2 separate regions of the Homo sapiens genome follow, and region 2 is linked to region 1. Evidence: read pairs that join two places in POLR2A ChIA-PET (ENCODE). Cell type or tissue: A673. All regions are shown on one strand.

Region 1 (2,500 bases):
GATAGCTAAAGGGTATGGGTTGGGTGTTTGTTTGTTTGTTTGTCTGAGATGATGAAAATGTTCCAAAATTGGCTGTGGTAATAGTTGCCCACATCTATGAATATACTAAAAGCCATTAAATTGTACACTTTAAATGGGTGAATTATATGGTATGTGAATTACAATTCAATGAAGCTTTAAAAAAATCCACAAAACTTCTAAAATAGGGTGTTAACTGGGATTTTGAGAACTGTGTATCACCTAAAATGGCACGCCAAAGTTGGCATGTATGTGCATTTCTGGGGTCTGTCAATTTTGCTGTATTCTCTGTGATCCCCCTCCTCCTACTACCACCAAAGGTAATCACCACTGCTCTGCAGAGCTGAGGCCCCTTCAAGGGCTCACTGTAATGCTTGACTGCGTGGAAAGAATGTGATAAATATTAATGTAATCAAATATGCAGATGCCCAGTTTTTTAAAATAAACATTATTAGCAATCCCTTTGAAACTAATAACTAACCAAGGAATAGGATGCAATACTGTTCCCTGCGTTTATTGTTGTAGAAAAAGGAACGGTTGTGAATTCTACTCTGATATGTAAGATTTTTTATTCTAAATTATTATTTGTAATATGGAGACCTAATCACTATCATATGGCTACTTGCTGATCATTTTTACATTATTTATACCTTTTACAACTAAGTTTAATGACTTGGCAGGAAATTAAGTTATGTTATTTGTCAAGTTTCTCAACTTTTAACTGAAAACTTCATGATCAGAAGAAGAACAAGGTCTGGTTATCCCCGAATCAAAATATGTACCATATGATTTTTCTCTGAATCATTAGAACCACAAAAAGCAAAGAAATGTCATTGCATGATTTGACTTTGTGGAACCGTACTTTATAGACCCTGCCCTGGGGTAAATACCAAGAGAGGAAAAGTAGTAGGGGCTTGTGGAACTGGACTGTTTGTTTGTTTGTTTGTTTTTTGCATTTAAAAAAATTATGATATGTGTTTAAAGCTACTTGAGACATCTAAGGAAATCAGTCGTCTCTCTTTCTAACGAGCAAGTGTGTGCTCTCACACTCACGCAAAGCTCTTCTCTAAATGTGAACTTTTCATATTGAGGTACCATATGCCCAGTTTCTTCCTAGAATCTATTCTCACTGCGTTCACCGTTTGCGTCCCAGCACTCCCTTCGTCTGATTTGTAGCACTCCCTGTACCTGCCCCGGCTGCGTTGCACGGAGACTGCACTGGTCGCCTCTCCCCTGGTGAATCCTGCAGTCACTTTCTGGTGATGGAGCTCAGCGGCCCAGCACGAGAGCATGGAAACAGCTGACTGCTGACTCAGAGGGAAAGCAAGCCACCCACGAATCTCATTGCAGCTCGCTGCTGCATCCCTATCCCATAATCCCTTGCCTGGTTTGCTGCAGTCTTTTCAACAGACGCTCAGTGAGAAAAAGATGTCCTGTAAGATCAAGACCGATTGGTGTGAATACTGAAGGGGGTCTTCCACTTGTTAATGACCCAGAAACATTCCTGCCGACTTCCAGCCTTCTCTCATTTCCTCCATTTTTCTCTTCCTCTGTTCTGTGCATGAACTGGCACATCACTACTTAGAGCAGAAGATATGCTGGGCTTCTGATGATGGCTGCACTGCATGGTAGGGAATTTTAACCAGTCTCTTTGCATGGTGCTTCCCAACTTGAAGTGTTAGCAGAAACGTGCGTTGTTCTTTTGGATTGCCGCGTAGCTGCAGCGACAGACTTGGGAGGATTTAATTCTTTGCCTCGTTGGTTAGTCTGTTTGTCTTCAGAAATGGGTAGGTCCTAAATGTTCAGACTGCTTAGTATTGTGCCAGGTGGATAACTGATTTCTCCTGCTCTCTCGGTTCTTTTTTCTCCCTTCATCTCTCATGGTGATGCTGCATCCTCTGTAGCTGTAAAATGCAGACCCATTCTTTGCTTAAACAAAGGCACCAAATTAACAAGTATGGGGAGAAAATCATGCAAGATTTTCTTATCAAGTTCTAATGTGATCTGACTAGATTTGTATTTTTACCAGTCTTTATTTTAGTGTGTATCTTGGCTTGTTTTAAATAGAAGAATTTTGCCCCCTGCATCTCTCTGTTGGGTGCAAACATGGAGATGAAATATTTGATTTGCAGGATTCCTTCCTCGCTGCCCCAGGGTAGAGGAGAACGTGCGACCCTCCCCCCACTCTGTCCTCTATTAGAGAATCCTGGGGTTGAGTTCCATGGCTGGCAGTTACCATTGGAAACCCATTCATTCATAATGCATGACTCGACCCTCCGAATTCTGAATGCCATTGAGGGCCAGCAAACAAACATGTAGGAGATAATTTGCTTTTTTTCTGACAATTTTTTTTCCTGTCTTTGAAGTACAGTCAAATCTGGGTGGAGCTCAATGATAGCATTACACAGGGAAAAGAAAAAAAGAAAAAAAAAAACCCTTGGGTTTTGGGTTGGTCCTTAGGTTTGCTTCCTGAAACAGTGGG
Region 2 (2,500 bases), 58 kb before region 1:
ATGGAGAAACCCCATCTCTCCTAAAAATACAAAAAGTTAGCCAGGTGTGGTGACGGGCGCCTGTAATCCCAGCTACTCAGGAGGCTGAGGCAGGAGAATTGCTTGAACCCAGAAGGCAGAGGTTCTAGTGAGCCAAGATTGCACCACTGTACTCCAGCCTGGGCAACAAGAGCGAAACTCCGTCTCAAAAAAAATTAATAAATAAATGAGAGACCCGAGAGCTCTTTTGCCCCTTCTACCTTGTGAGGGCGGCAAAAAGACAGCTGCCTCTTAATGAGAAAACAGGCCCTCACCAATGTGGAATCTGCCAGCACTTTAATCTTGGACTTCCAGCCTCCAGAACTGTAAGACATAAATTCCGGTTGCTTATAAGCCACCCAGCTTATGGCATTTTGTTATAACAGCCCAAATAGACTAAGACAATATTCTTTTTATTATTTTAAAAAAGAAATTAAAGGATTCTAAAACACATAATTTAAGCTTAGAGATTTGTGATTTCCAGAATCATCTGAGACTTAGGAGGTCTGAGCATTTGATATGGTTTGGCTGTGACCCCACCCAAATCTCAACTTGAATTGTATCTCCCAGAATTCCCGCATGTTGTGGGAGGGACCCACAGGGAGGTAATTGAATCATGGAGGTTGGTCTTTACTGTGCTATTCTCATGATAGTGAATAAGTCTCATGAGATCTCATGGGTTTATCAGGCGTTTCTGCTTTTGCTTCCCCCTCATTCTCTCTTGCTGCCACCATGTAAGATATGCCCTTCACCCTCCACCATGATTACGAGACCTCCCCAGCCATGTGGAACTGTAAGTCAAATTAAATTTCCTTTTCTTCCCAGTCTCGGGTATGTCTTTATCAGCAGCGTAAAAACGGACTAGTACACCATTCATCTATGTATTATCCAAAGGGCCTCTGTTGTGACTTCACCCAGTTCCATTCACCATATTTATATGGTCTCTTGACATGAGAATATAGTTTTATGTGTATATCATTTTTTTAAAAATCAGAAAGCAATTTAATGTTTTCCCCTGGTAAAGTGTTTTGTATGTTGGCAAATCAGGGACTTGATAATGAGTGCAGTACTGGATATTGAGCTAAGTCAGTTAATTGGGCTTTGGCTCTTTAGAAGGGTTTGGTGAAGCTCTGCTTATGGGTAATTGAGGCTTCAGGTTGCCAAGAGTTGGGTGACTAAGAGGTAGCTGTTTTGGATCAAGGGTAAAATTTTAATTAGATGATGAGCATTCTCAAAGGGCATGTAGCAATTTTCTGAACTGCATAATCTAATGGTTCGAAATTTAGAAAGTAGTGATGTCATCTCTCCATCTTTTCAAAGAACACACATCTGCCTCTGTAATCATTTTGTTTATTATTTTTAATAACAGCAATAGGCCAATGCTAAGTAATATGATGATCAGGAAAGAAATAGGCCCCGGGGATATGTGAAACAGCTTTGTCAGACAGTTTCAGCTCTACAGAATTGTGTTTTCTTGATGAAATTTCTGGCAAAGTCTTCTTTCCATGTTTTCAAAGTCTCCTCTTCCTCCTCGTTGTCAGTTCATTTCCTGTTTCAACCTTCCAAGGGGTTTACCTATGTTAAAATGAACTGAGTTCAAATATAGTCCTTCCCAGATAAAAACTTGTGACTTTCTCTTTTCTTGATTGATTTTAATGAAATATATGCTGAAAGAAGTAGGAAACTCACTGAGAATGTCAAACATAATCTGCAGGTCATTATATACCCAGAGTTTACAGAGGGTAGGAATGATATCTATTAGTACTATAACGAATCTGTTTGCTTGCAGAGTGGCTTTCTGACTTGCTGCCAGCCTGTGCCTATTCCACACTTACACTTTTTGACATTTAAAATGCTTCTTAATAAATCTTAGTCAGTTATTATTATTATTATTTTCATTTGCATTGGAAAACAGCATTCTTCCTTACCTTCCATAGAAAGGGTGCAAGCAGGTCTACTGGCACCCACCTGCCTCACAGTGCCTGGAGCTTAATAGATGCTGAGTGATGCACAAATATAATGGATGAATTCATTTAATAAATCCTCTTTTTATTTATTTATTGTTTATTTTTATCATATTTTTTAAGACACAGGGTCTTGCTCTGTTGCCCAGGCTGAAGTGTAGTGGTACCATCATAGGTCATTGAAGCCTAAAATTCCTGTTCTCAAGTGATCCTCCCGCCTCAGCCTCTGGAGTAGCTGGGACTACAGGCAGGCACCACCATGGCCAGCTAATTTTTTTTTTTTTTTTTTTGAGATGGAGTCTCACTCTGTCGCCCAGGCTGGAGTGCAGTGGTATGATCTTGGCTCACTGTAATCTCCGCCTCCTGGGTTCAAGCGATTCTCCTGCCTCAGCCTCCTGAGTAGCTGGGATTACAGGCACCGCCACCACGCCCACCTACTTTTTGAATTTTTAGTAAAGACAGGGTTTCTCCATGTTGGCCAGGTTGGTCTCGAACTCCTTACCTCAAGTGATCGGCCT

The links. Peaks named below come from ENCODE experiments on the same cell type or tissue, not always from the same donor. Only the 100,000 strongest peaks of a DNase experiment are listed, where the experiment ranks them.
Region 2: POLR2A ChIA-PET joins it to region 1 with 6 read pairs; 9 of 35 experiments call an interaction of 5 or more read pairs at or near these places.

The regions. Positions count from the first base shown.
Region 1 is chr4:153,255,962-153,258,461 of GRCh38, forward strand. The region is part of intron 1 of TRIM2 (tripartite motif containing 2); the gene reads left to right. Among named protein-coding and RNA genes, the nearest start is that of TRIM2, 53 kb to the left of the region's middle. RefSeq lists an enhancer at 1,268-1,913. In A673, no CTCF peak of the experiment used is centred here; DNase peaks (open chromatin) are centred at 1,350 and 2,251; H3K4me3 peaks cover 1,460 bases; H3K27ac peaks cover 1,816 bases.
Region 2 is chr4:153,197,688-153,200,187 of GRCh38, forward strand. It overlaps a transcript of TRIM2 not described here. Among named protein-coding and RNA genes, the nearest start is that of TRIM2, 5.5 kb to the right of the region's middle. In A673, no CTCF peak of the experiment used is centred here; no DNase peak of the experiment used is centred here.